Regions from separate parts of the Homo sapiens genome. Here region 2 is linked to region 1. Evidence: read pairs that join two places in POLR2A ChIA-PET (ENCODE). Cell type or tissue: PC-9. All regions are shown on one strand. Each heading gives the region's core, and the rest is flanking DNA. Links, peaks and the distances in the headings are about the cores only.

Evidence for each region. Peaks named below come from ENCODE experiments on the same cell type or tissue, not always from the same donor. Only the 100,000 strongest peaks of a DNase experiment are listed, where the experiment ranks them.
Region 2: POLR2A ChIA-PET joins it to region 1 with 6 read pairs; 2 of 35 experiments call an interaction of 5 or more read pairs at or near these places.

Annotation. Positions count from the first base shown.
Region 1 is chr4:82,783,447-82,787,446 of GRCh38, forward strand. All of the region lies in intron 1 of SCD5 (stearoyl-CoA desaturase 5), which reads right to left. Among named protein-coding and RNA genes, the nearest start is that of SCD5, 13 kb to the right of the region's middle. In PC-9, for the core only: no CTCF peak of the experiment used is centred there; DNase peaks (open chromatin) are centred at 2,035 and 2,365; H3K4me3 peaks cover 878 bases; H3K27ac peaks cover 2,815 bases.
Region 2 is chr4:82,389,986-82,400,026 of GRCh38, forward strand. No RefSeq gene overlaps it. Among named protein-coding and RNA genes, the nearest start is that of HNRNPD-DT, 20 kb to the left of the region's middle. In PC-9, for the core only: no CTCF peak of the experiment used is centred there; a DNase peak (open chromatin) is centred at 5,076; H3K27ac peaks cover 1,703 bases.

The DNA of each region.
Region 1 (4,000 bases), core at 1-4,000:
TGTGCAGTAGAGAATATCAAAAGTAAATTTCCAGATTTTTTACTCAGGAAGGCCAGATTTAAAAAGGAAAAAAATTGGCCAGGCGCGGTGGCTCACACCTGTAATCCCAGCACTTTGGGAGGCCGAGGTGGGCGGATCACCTGAGGTCGGAGGTCGAGACCAGCCTGACCAACATGGAGAAACCCCATCTCTACGAAAATAACAAAATTAGCTGGGCGTGGCAGCGCATGCCTGTAATCCCAGCTACTTGGCAGGCTGAGGCAGGAGAATCGCTTGAACCTAGGAGGCGGAGGTTGCAGTGAGCCGAGATCGCACCATTGCACTCCAGCCTGGGCAACAAGAGTGAAACTCTGTCTCAAAAAAAAAAAAAGGAAAAAAATTAAAATTAAAAAAAAGAAAAAGATTTTTTAAAAGAAAGAAAGAAATGTCCAGATTTTGATAACTGTGCTGTGGTTATATTCTTGTTCTCAGAAAATATACACTAAAATATTTAGAGATAAAAGGACAGAATGTCTCCAATTTATTCTTAAATGGTTCAGAAAAAAATATATAGATTCTATACATACACACGTATATAACGTATATACATACACAGAGGAAATGATAAAGCAAATGAGGCAAGATGTCAGCTGGCGAATCTGGATAGAGTCTACGGGAGATCCTGATACTATTCTTAACAACTGTTCTATGAGCTTGAAATTACACATCACAGTAAAATGGTTTCAAAGAAAAAAAATCCCCAGGTGCATGTGAGGCAGCGGTAACAGTTCTCTTTACCTTTGTATATGTTTCACACTTTCTATAATTTAAAAAAATTACCTATACAACGCTTCAGGTGATGGTTTGAGTGACGCTGACCCCAGGCTAGCCCGAGAACCTAGACACAATATACAGCCTCATGGGAAAATGAATTGTGAGTGACGAGTACACCTAAATCTGCAGTGCCATCTTCTACATCATATTCCCAACCCCTAACACCAAAAAGAAATAGCTTCGCAATTTTATCTTTATGGTGTTATTTTTCTCTGATGATAAAATTAATATCAATTCTTTTTGGGGGGAGGAAATCGTATACAACAGCAATTGTAAACCAGAAAATAAAATCACATTTTAGATACACATTGCTTCTACTGCAAAAGGAGTTTCTATTCAGACAAGTGAGTGAAAGCCCCAGAATTTAGACAGTGCTGTAATACCTTTCTTTACATGGTTTCGGGACATAACTTTAAGCCAGAATAACAGACTGTTTTTTTTTAAGTTCTCATTAAACTAGAACCGTGAAAGGGATAGAAGCTGAAGATTATACGGATTATGTAAGAAGAGGATGCAAATGCAGAGGTGATATTAAAAATATCTGACAACCCACAGGGCACCAGCTAATCAAAACCAGTCAGAACAGATGCAGATTTAAGCCCTGCAGCTGGGCCAGGCAATAACCCTTTAGCTCCTGGATTGTTGGCGATTCCAGGAGTACCAGGGAAGGCAGCAGCTATTCACTATTTCAACATTTTAACAACTAGTAGAGCCACAGTGGAGCACACTAATGGAAGCCCAGCTCTGTCTGTAGGGAATATTAGCTCTAATAGCTGTGACTTCTTCCAGTTCTCATGGGAGCTCTGCCAAGTAAAGTGCAGATCTCATCTATACTCACAGGGTAGTGGCTTCGCTCACCACCCCCCATCCCCCCAGCTCCAGATGATGCTGTAGGAAACCAGAATATGCCGCTCCAAAATACACTACTCTGGCATAAGGATTATTTTGAGCTGAAAGCAATTGAAAAGAAGCAGATACAAGAAGAGCTCTCTGCCCTCCCCTTATTTGCCTAAAAGCAGGACACAGATTTACAAAGGCAAAAGGGTCTTCCTCCCCTCTTTATAAGGAAAAGCAAAGGATGACCATGCAAGACAAAGTTAGACCCCTAGCAGCTTTAAGACATCAAAGGAATCTACATAACAAGCCTTACTAACCACCCTTTATCAATTTGCCTTCCCTCCAGACTCAAAGTCCTTTTCGTTTGTCCTGTCACTTCCTTATAAATTTACTGTTCTTTGTTGAAAATCGTATGTAAGCCTGAATGCAAAGTCACCTCCTTGAGAATTACTCGTTTCCTGGTTACCTCCCATGTATACCTGAGGTATATATGTCAATAAATTTCGATTTGTTTTTCTCTTGCTAGTCTGTCTTTTGCTGCAGGGGGTCTTTCCCTGCTAAAAATGACAAGGGGTGGAGAGAAAATTATTTTTTCTCCCTCTACAGAGTCTACAGTAATTTGAGTATAGCTAAAAAATGCTAATGACTCACCCACTCTTCAATTGCTACACAGCCAAACAATGGATGTGGGGGTGAGAGGTGGAAGGGGGAGATATGTAGGCATTATTCACACTTCCTAACAAATATCTCCTTTTGCTAACAGAGACGCCAGGGCAAAACAAATGTTTCTGGGGACACTCAAGTGAGTCATAGGCTGAGAACAGAGATGAGCTTTATTGTAACCATCTGCAAAAGCTTCTTACGAACCTATTAGAGGGGTGGGTTGATAAACTATTCCACGGGACAATTACATTTTAGAAATTCATTTTTTTAAGAAAGAAATTCATTTCTAACTTCATGCATGGAAGTTTGAAAGTAAGAATATTTTCCATTATCTACCCCTGCCTAAAGAATAGTAAGTTGGTTAGGGTACTGGGGGAAATTACAGCTGTTCCTTTCAGTTATGAAAGGGAGAAGGGTAGAGACCTGGTCTTTGTTTTCTTACACAACGGGTGGCCCAGGCTGTAAGTGATTAATTACTTGCTTAATAAATGCTTTTTGATGTTAAGGAGGAGGGTGCTATTAGAGACGGCCTTTCCAATTTAGGTCATAGGCTGCATTTGTAAGCCACTGTCTCTTCAGAGAACCAAGCTAAAACCAACACAGCCCAAATAGCCAAGTGTGTGACAATCTTGATAGAATAGGTAGTGATATAGGAAGAAAATAAATTTAAACCTGATTTCTAAACTCTATTCATGTCTTGTTTCATTTTCAAGCTCATTGATATTTGATGTTTTTTCTCTATTTAAGAGGCAATCTTCGGCCAGGCGCAGTGGCTCATGCTTGTAATGCCAGCACTTTGGGAAGCCGAGGTGGGCGGATCACCTGAGTTCAGGAGTTCGAGACCAGCCTGGCCAACATGGTGAAACTACTAAAAATATAAAAATTAGCTCGGCATGGTGGTGCATGTCTGTAGTCCCAGTTACTGGGGAGGCTGAGGCAGGAGAATCGCTTGAACCCAGAAGGCAGAGGTTGCAGTGAGCCGAGATCACACCATTGCACTCCAGCCTGGGGGACAAGAGCGAGACTTTGCCTTAAAAAAAAAAAAAAAAAAACAAGGCAATCTTCAAAAACTTCCCAATAGCCACCAGGAGCAACGTAGATCAAGCACTTACCTTAAGTAGGCATTGTACATGCCTTGTTTGACTGAAAGGTTTTACACAATGGCTATGCCACAGTCCCGCTCTACACATTTTTCTGACATCTGCCCTTTAAAATAAGGTTTTCCGTCCACTCCGGCCAAAAGCTATTGTTTTGTTTCACACAGTTAGCTCCCTCCTCCTAAGCAAGATCTTTGTTCCTAGATTGTTTGTGCAAATAAAAAGTACCTGCTGTGTGAGGTTAAGTGAGGATGCACTGGCCTTATAAATGCTCCCTTTTGAAGCAAAATCTGAGGCAAGAGAACAGAAATCCTGTTAGGACTTCATCAGTGAGATTCTGTGTCACTTGAAAGATGTGGAAAATGACCAACCAAGAAAACGATCAGTCTGGGGAAAGTATGTCACCATGGAGAATCTTGGTAAAGAACACATTCTAAGTCACTGGTTTTCCCTTTTTTTTTTTTTCTTTTAATTCAGTTCCAGGAACCCTCCCACAAGGGTGTTTAAAAATTCCCTGTGCCCAGAGTAACCTACCGCTCTACTGGGAAGAGCACACTGAAATGTAAAACACAGGAGCCAGACCTTTCCAG
Region 2 (10,041 bases), core at 3,351-7,350, 390 kb before region 1:
CTTCATCTAGTGGCAAGCTTTAAAGTGGCAGATGAGTCGATGTACTTCAATTGTACAGCTGCATCTGGTGGCAGGCTTTAAGTCAGAATCTGACGTTTATTTTAGTCCATGTGTGGCCTGCCCTTTATTTGATTTACCACTTCTGTCTTTGCCTCTTTCCATCACTGTGCACTTGTCTCAGTCACAGTTTTGCTAAGCCCACAAGCTAGCCCTAGCCAAAATGAGAAAAAGCAAATGTCACTGGAGAGCTTCTTTTATTTTTATTTATTTATTTATTTATTTATTTATTTATTTATTTGAGATGGAGTCTCGCTGTGTCGCCCAGGCTGGAGTGCAGCGGCGCCATCTCGGCTCACTGCAACAAGCGATTCTCCTGCCTCAGCCTCCTGAGTAGCCAGGATTACAGGTGTGCGCCACCACACCTGGCTACTTTTTGTATTTTTAGTAGAGACGGGGTTTCACCATATTGGTCAGGCTGGTCTCAAACTCCAGACCTCGTGATCCACCCGCCTCAGCCTCCCAAAGTGCTGGGATTACAGGCATGAGCCGCCACACCCGGCCAAGAGCTTCCTTAAAAAGGGGAAAGACCCAATAATGAGACAGCAGAAGACTGCCAACAAAAAGAAAGGTGCATTTAAAAGAAAATGCCAAGAGTCCTACTTAAATTACAGGTTCATTGCAACAGGCGATTCACATTCTCCAAGCCTGCCTTGTATAATATGTGGCAACCGGCTATCCAGCAAAGCCATGAAACCTTCAAAACTTCTTTGCCACATGGAGACCAAGCACCCTGCACTAAAAGACAAGCCTTTGGATTTTTTTTTTTTTTTTTTTGAGAGGGAGTCTCCCTCTGTCACCCAGGCTGGAGTGCATTGGCACAATCTCGGCTCACTGTAACATCCGCCTCTCGTGGTCAAGTGATTCTCCTCCTCAGCCTCCCGAGTAACTGGGATTACAGGCACACGCCACCACGCCCAGCTAATTTTTGTATTTTTAGTAGAGACGGGGTTTCACCATGTTGGCCAGGCTGGTCTCGAACTCCTGACCTCAGGTGATCCACCCACCTTGGCTTCCCAAAGTGCTGGGATTACAGGCATGAGCCACCGCGCCCGGCCAGCCTTTGGCATTTTTTCAAAAGAAAAAAACAGGCCTGGTGCGGTGGCTCATGCCTGTAATTCCAGCACTTTGGGAGGCTGAGGCAGGTGGATCATCTGAGGTCAGGAGTTCAAGACCAGCCTGGCCAACATGGCGAAACCCTGTCTCTACTAAAAAATACAAAAATTAGCCAGGTGTGGTGGTGGGCGCCTGTAATCCCAGCTTCTTAGGAGGCTGAGGCAGGGAGAATTGCCTGAACCCGGGAGGCTGAGGTTGCAGTGAGCTAAGATCATGCCACTGCACTCCAGCCTGGGCAACAGAGCGAGACTCCATCTCAGAAAAAAAAAAAAAGAAAAAAAGTGAACACAAAGAACAAAAGCAATTATTGAAGGCCACCACTTCATCAAATGTGTCTGCACTGAGAGCATCATTCTTAGTGGCTAACCACATTGCAAAAGCTAAGAAGCCCTTTGCTATTGGTGAAGAGTTGATCCTGCCTCCTGCTAAAGACATTTGCCGTTAGTTTTTAGGAGAGGCTGCAGAGGCACTAGATGAATTGATGAAATAGCAGAGGATATTGAGGCACGATTGTCAAGATTAGTGAGTCACCATGGTATGCCATCCAGATTGATGAGTCTACTGATATTGACAACAAGGCAACAATGCTTGTTTTTGTGTGATATTTTTTCAGGAGGATGTGCATGAGAATATGTTATATGCACTTTTGTTGCCAACCAACACCACAGCTGCAGAACTATTCAAGTCTTTGAATAATTACATATCAGGAAAACTGAATTGGTCATCTTGTGTTGGTATATGCATGGACTGAGCGGCTGCCATGACTGGAGAGCTTTCTGGTTTCACTACTTGGGTGAAAGAGATCACCTTTTTTTTTTTTTTTTTTTTTTTGAGATGGAGTTTCACTGTTGTTGCCCAAGCTGGAGTGCAATGGCCTGACCTCGGCTCACTGCAACCTCTGCCTCCCAGATTCAAGCGATTCTCCTGCCTTAGCCTCCCTAGTAGCTGGGATTACAGGCATGCACCACCATGCCCTGCTAATTTCGTATTTTTAGTAGAGATGAGGTTTCTCCATGTTGGTCAGGATGATCTCGAACTCCCGACCTCAGGTGATCCACCCGCCTTGGCCTCCCAAAGTGCTGGGAATTCAGGCATTAGCCACCGTCCCCAGCCATGAGGTCACTTCTGAATATGAGTCTACACACTGTGTCATCCATAGAGAAATGCTGGCTAGCCAAAAAATGTCACCTGAACTTAACAACGTTTTGCAGGATGTGATTAAAATTATCAGCCACATTAAAGTACATGCCCTTAACTCATCTGTTCATGCAGGTCTGCAAGGAGACGGATGCAGAGCACACACGTCTTCTCTTATACACAGAGGTGAGATGGATTTCTAAAGGTAGCTCACTGGCCAGAGTTTTTGGGTTACAAGAGCTGCTCCAGGTATTTCTTTTAGAAAAACGATCACCACTGGCAGCACATTTCAGTGACACAGAATGGGTCACAAAACTTGTTTACTTGTGTGACATATCAACCTGGTCAACAAACTCAATCTGTCACTTCAGGGGAAAACGACAACTTTGTTCAAGTCAGCAGATAAGGTGGCTGCATTCAAAACCAAACTGGAATTATGGGGCCGACAAGTGAACATTGGGATTTCTGACACGTTTCAAACATTAGCAGAGATTTTGAAAGAGGCTGAGCCAGGGCCTTCTTTCTCCCAGCTGGTGCGTAATCACCTCTCTCAGCTTTCAAAAGAGTTTGAGGCCAGGCGCGGTGGCTCACACCTGTAATCCCAGAACTTTCAGAGGCTGAGGCAGGCAGATCACCTGAGTTCAGGAGTTCGAGACCAGCCTGGCCAACATTGTGAAATCCTATCTCTACTAAAAATACAAAAATTAGCTGGGTGTGTTGGTGCGTGCCTGTAGGCCTAGCTACTCAGGAGGCTGAGGCAGGAGAATCACTTGAACCTAGGAGGCAGAGATTGCAATGAGCTGAGATTGCACCACTGTACTCCAGCCTGGGCGATTTCCACTTCTTGGCTATTATGAATAATGCTACTATGAACATTCATGTACAGGTTTTTGTGTAGACTTTCATTTTTCTTGTAGCTCTGTGAGGAGATGGATGCAGAGCATCCATGTATAATAATTTGGCCTCGTCCCTGGTTCCTGGGGAGAGACTCTAAATCCTTGTAATATCTGAAGTAATAGGAGTATCTTTGTTTTTCATGAGACTCTCAGATCACACCTGAGTTTACACTAATGAGGTGATGGAGCAAGATTCTGTCTCAAACATAAACAAACAAACAAAAAGGAAAAAAAAAACAGTATGTTTGAGTCAACTTCAAATCTCCATATGTTCTGGATTAAAGTCAAGGTGGATTATCCTGAGATTGCCACAAAAGTACTGGAAAGCCTGCTTCCATTTCCAGCGTCCTATCTTTGTGAAGCAGGGTTTTCTGCAGTGACAGCAACCAGAACGAGATTACGGAGTAGACTGGACATAAGCAACACACTTCGGGTGTCACTGTCCCTGGTGCCAAAAAGGTTGGGGATCGCTGCTGTAGACCATAGATCACTTTCCAGCTAAAGGCTCAGGAAGATGGCATACCTCCCTGTGGGCTACAGCAGAGACCAAGGCTGCCTTCATGCTCTTCCTCAGGAAGTTGCCAACATCACTACATCATTCAGTTCACAAACAGTTCATTGTGACCTCTTGTGTGTTGCAAACAGCATGATAGGCCTAGCACATAGTATAGCCCATCTCTTCTTCCTGGGTTTAAGTCAGTCTCCTTCTACTGTCTACCACTGTGTTATATTATTTTGTACTATATATATTTTTTTTGAGACAGAATCTTGCTATGTTGCCCAGGCTTGTCTTGTACTCTTGGGCTCAAGGGGTCCTCCTGCTTTAGGTCCCCAGTAGCTGAGATAAGAGGACCATACCCAGTTTATGTATTCTCATTTTTACTTTAAAAGTATTTTATTTATTTTATTTTATTTTTGAGACAGGGCCACTCCTATCATCCAGGCTGGAGTGAAGTGGCTTAATCACGTTTTACTGCAGCCTCAACTTCCCAGGTTCAGGAAACTCTCCCACCTCAGCCTCCTGAGTAGCTGGGGCTACAGGTGTGTGCCACCATGCCAGGATAATTTTTGTAGAAGCAGAGTCCCACTCTGTGGCCCAGGTTGGTCTTGAATTCCCAGGCTCAAGCAATCTTCCCACCTTGGCCTCCCAAAGTGTTGGGATTATAGGTGTCAGCCACCACACCAGACCTAAAATAATTTTAAAACACACAAGTACTATATGAATACAATTTAATTCTAAAAATCCAGACACACAGAAATATATACAGTAACAAAAGAGAGTCCTCTACACTCCACCCCCAAGCACTTTCACTCTGAAAATAGGCATATAAAGTTTAGAGTGTTACCACCATTCCTGAATTCTGCCACCAAGATCTTCTGGTCAGCTTTCTCTGTTTCTCTGTTTCTCTGTTTCTCTCTCTCTCTTTCTCTCTCTCTTTCCCTCTCTCTTTCCAATCTCTCTCTCTTTAAGAGACAGAGTCTCACTCCATAGGCTCAGCTGGAGTGTAGTAGCGCAATCATGGTTCACTGTAGTCTACATTTCTGACCACCTTCACTTCTGACCTACCGGCTATAAGTTTGGAAGCTCCCACATCCCCTTAAGGTCTGATAATTCACTAGAATGACACAGAACTCAGGAAAGCTCTATATTTGTGATTACGATTTTATTATAAAGGATACGTATCAGAACCAGCCAAATGAAGAGACACATGGGGAGAGGTCGGGGAGGGTCCCAAACACAGAGCTGCTGTGCTGTCTCTGGATGTGTCACCTTCTTGACACACTGACGTGTTCATAAACCAGGAAGCTCCACTGAGGTTCAGTATTCAGTATTGGTGTTCCATTAAGTAGGCATGATTAATTGAATCAACAGCCACAGGAATGGACTCAGACTCTTCCCCTCCCAGGACACTGGGTGATATCACATGCCTCAAAGCCCCAACTCTGTAATCACATGATCAGCCCCCTTCCTGAAGCTTTCTAAGGTGCCCAGCATGAGTCACCTCAGTGTAAACTCAGGTGTGATCTGAGAGCCTCATGAAAAACAAAGATACTCCTATTACTTCGGAAATTACAAGGATTTAGAGTCTCTCCCCAGGAACCACGGATGAGGCCAAATTCTCTATTATACAACAATAACCAAGAAAAATGAAAGTCTACACAGAAACCCGTGCATGAATGTTCATAGTAGCATTTATTCATAATAGCCAAGAAGTGGAAATAATCCACATGTCCATCAGCTAATGAATGGATAAGTAAAATAAGCTATATTCATATGTCTTGGAGGCCTCCAAGCTCACCCCTGTATTTGATGAGAGGACCCACAGGATGTAGTCATAGTCATGGTTAAGGTTTATAGCAGCAAAAGGATACAAAGCAAAATCAACTAAGGGCAAAGTCAAGAGGAAGCCAGGCACAGGCTTCCCAAGAGTCCTCTCCCAGTGGAGTCACCCAGGATGAGATTAAATCCCCCAGCAATGAATTGTAATAATTTGTGAAATGGTGTCTGCCAGGGAAACTCATTCGTGACTCAATGCCTAAGATTTTTATTGGGAGCTGATCATGTAGGCACCCTCTGCGTAGCATGTACCAAGATTGCAGACTCTAGGCGGAAAACAGGTGGATAGCACAAACCAGAGTTCATACAAATAGTTAAGGCAGAATAAACCATCCATATCAGTTAGGGAATGGTGGAAATCTCCCCAAATTCAAGGTCCCAGACACCAGTCAAGGGCCAATCTGGTAAGCAGGCTTCTCTTTTTATTTATTGATTGATTGATTTACTTATTTATTTATTTATTTATTTTTGAGATGGAGTCTCGCTCCCTCCCCCAGGCTTGAGTGCAGTGGTGCGATCTCGGCTCACTGCAAGCTCCGCCTCCCGGGTTCACGCCATTCTCCTGCCTCAGCCTCCCGAGTAGCTGGGACTTCAGGCGCCCGCCACCACACCCGGCTAATTTTTTGTATTTTTAGTAGAGACGGGGTTTCACCGTGCTAGCCAGGATGGTCTCGATCTCCTGACCTTGTGATCCGCCCCCTCGGCCTCTCAAAGTGCTGGGATTACAGGCGTGAGCCACCGCGCCCGGCCGGCCGTAAGCAGGCTTTTCTAAGGATAGCAGTCTCCAGCCTGCTGTGTTCATGCTTTTTTTTTCACACCATAGGATAGACTATTATTCAGTGATAAAAAGGAATAAAGTACTGATATGTACTCCAACATGGATGAAGCGGGGAACATCACGTTAAGTGAAAAAGCCAGTAACACAAGGCCACATATTGTATGATTCCATGTATATTAAATGCCCGGAAGCAAACCTATAAAGACGGAACAGACAGTAGTGGTTGCCTAGGGCTGGGACGTCAGAGAGAAATAAGGAGCAATTGCTAATAGGTAAAGAATTTCTTTTTGGGGCTATACAAATGTTCTGAAATTCATTGCAGTAATGGGTACACAGCTTTGTCAATACACTAAAAACCATACAATTTTACTCTTTAAATAAATTAATTGCATGAAATGTGAATTATAGCTCAAAAAAGCTGTTAAAAATAAAGAATGTGGCCGGGTGCGGTGACTCACGCCTGTAATCCCAGCACTTTGAGAGGGCGAGGCGGGTGGATCATGAGGTCAAGAGATTGAGACCATCCTGGCCAACATGATGAAACCCTGTCTCTACTAAAAATACAACAACAACAACAACAACAAAAAATTAGCTGAGTGTGATGGCGCGCGCCTGTAGTCCCAGCTACTCAGGAGGCTGAGGCAGGAGAATTGCTTGAACCCGGGAGGCAGAGGTTGCAGTGAGCCAAGATCACGCCACTGCACTCCAGCCTGGCGACAGAGCGAGACTCCGTCTTTAAATAAGTAAATAAATAAATAAAGGGGCCGGGCGCAGTGTTCATGCCTGTAATCCCAGCACTTTGGGAGGCCAAGGCAGGCAGATTACCTGACGTCAGGAGTTCGAGACTAGCCTGGCCAACACGGCAAAACCCCGCCTCTATCAGAAAATACAAAAATTAGCTGGGCGCGATGTCATGTGCCTGTGGTGCCAGCTACTCAGAGGCTGAGGCAAGAGAATCGCTTGAACCCAGGAGGCAGAGGTCGCAGTGAGCTGAGATCGCGCCACTGCACTCTAGCCTGGGCAACAGAGCGAGACACTGTCCCCACACCCTCCAAAAAACAAAAAAATAAAGAAAGAAAGAAAGAAGAGAAGCAGTTGCTCATTTTAGTATGTGCCTTTTTTTTTTTTTTTTTTTTTGCCTTTAGGAATATAAATTCAAGAATATTTGTAAGCAAAAAGGAAGAATAAAATCCCAAACGAGAATGTAGTTAGCTGAGGTATTATACTTCTTGGGTGAGCTTATAGAAATCTTCAATTGGATTATATAATTTTTATTCATAAAGTTTATATTTCCAAATGTTGAATCAGCTGTTGATTTTAAGCAATGTGTGTCACAACTGCTAATGACAGGAGTCACATCAGTGCTAGAAGAGAAAAAATGCACATATGTATTTGTGCTAATAGTTGTTATGCATGCCTCTATCCTTTTTTCTATACAATATACTGTACTACTAGCTAACATTAAAAGTCCTCCTTTAGAACAAAATATAGTAAATTAATAAGTCCCCAGAGGCCGGGCGTGGTAGCTCATATCTGTAATCCCAGCACTTTGGGAGGCCCAGGCAGGCAGATAACTTGAGCTCAGGAGTTCGAGACCAGCCCAGCCAACATGGGAAAACCCTGTCCCTACTAAAAATACAGAAATTAGGCTGGGCACAGTGGCTCACACTTGTAATCCCAGTACTTTGGGAGGCAGAGGCAGGCAGATCACAAGGTCAGGAGTTTGAGACCAGCCTGACCAACACAATGAAACCCCGTCTCTACTAAAAATACAAAAATTAGCTGGGTGTGGTAGCGGGCACCTGTAATCCCAGCTACTTGGGAGGCTGAGGCAGGAGAATCGCTTGTACCTGGGAGGTAGAGGTTCCAGTGAGCCAAGATCGCGCCTCTGCACTCCAGCCTGGGCAACAGAGCTAGACTCCATCTCAAAAAAAAAAAAATTAGCTGGGCATGGTGGTGGACACCTATAATCCCAGCTACTTGGGAGTTTGAGGTGGGAGAATAGCTTGAACCAGGTAAGCAGAGGTTGTAGTGAGCTGAGATCATGCCACTGCACTCCAGCCTGGGCAACAAACCAAGACGCTGTCTCAGAAAAAAAAAAAAAAAAGTCCCCAGAGACTTTAGCCATCTTAGCAGATCACCCTTGTGAACCCAAAAGGAAAGTGGAAATATGAGTTTTGAGTAGGTAAATTGATCTGCTGACATTACCAGCCCAGCATTCTCCAGGCTCTCCATTTCATGAAGAAAGACCTAGCCTTCCCTCTTGATGCTCACAGCAGAACTGCTGGGTAGGTTCTCCTATACACAAACTTCTGGGCATTCTTTTCTTCCCTTTGTTTCAGAAGTACCATTGTATATCCTTCACTGGCTCTGTGCTATATCCAAAGCAGTTTTTTCTGTTTCATTTTCCTGTGAAAAAAATTAAATTCCCGGTTTTTTGTTCTTTCTAACATCCCCCTTCTGCAACAGTCTCTTTATGACCCCAGATTCCCACAGCACTTTTTTTTTAATCCCAGCTATTTCTCCACATATCCAAAAATTATTTCTACCAACTGCTTCCCATTTTCTTAGTGCATGTCTTCCAGCTGTTGGCTTACCAAGAGAGATTTAGATAAACTAAAATACATTAAATATGTATATGATTGATATGCTCTTTAACTTTCTATTTTTAACTAAATTTCTATTTACCTTTTTTTTTTTTTTTTTTTAGACGGACCCTCGCTCTGTCCCCCAGGCTGGAGTGCAGTGGTGCGATCTCTGCTCACTGCAAGCTCCGCCTCCCAGGTTCACGCCATTCTCCTGCCTCAGCCTCCCAAGTAGCTGGGACTACAGGCGCCCGCCACCACGCTTAGCTAATTTTTTGTATTTTTTTAGTAGAGACGGGGTTTCACTGTGTCAGCCAGGATGGTGTCAATCTCCTGAGCTCATGATCTGCCTGCCTCAGCCTCCCAAAGTGTGGGATTATAGGCATGAGCTACCATGCCCGGCTGAGTAATATCTATTTTTAAGTTACTTATTTTTAAAATAAAAATGTCACATTGTAGAAAATTCATAAAATATGGGTTTTTTCCTTTTCTTTTGTCCTTTTTTTTTAATTGCTACTAAAAAGTAGTTCTCACCATTGTTTAAGTTTGAAAAATGCCCACACTTAATTATTTCTTTCTTTCTTTTTCTTTTTTTTTGAGTTGGGGTCGCCCAGGCTGGAGTACAGTGCCATGATCTCCCCATGATCTCCGCTCACTGCAACCTCTGCCTCCTGGGCTCAACCAATTTGCCAACCTCAACCTCCCAAGTAGCTGGGACCACAAGCGTGCACTGCCACACCTGGCTAATTTTTTGTATTTTGTATTTTTCACAGAGATGGGTTTCACTGTGTTGCCCAGGTTGGCCTCAAACTCCTGGGCTCAAGCGATCTGCCCGCCTTGGCCTCCCAAAGTGGCTGGGATTACAGGCATGAGCCACCACTCTAGGCCAAACAATTATTTCAATTATTCTTCCTGAGTAGAAAGTGAATGAGCAAATATTTGTGATACCTAACAGTCATTTCAGGAAGTCTAAAGATATTTGAAGGATAAAAAACATCTTAACATTTTTATTATTCTGAATTTAGGGCCTAATATAAAGGCAGAATGAAGAAGAATTGTCAGAAGATATAAGGTATGAACAGAAATTATAATTTTTAAAATCCAAGACCTCCGGGCACGGTGGCTCACACCGGT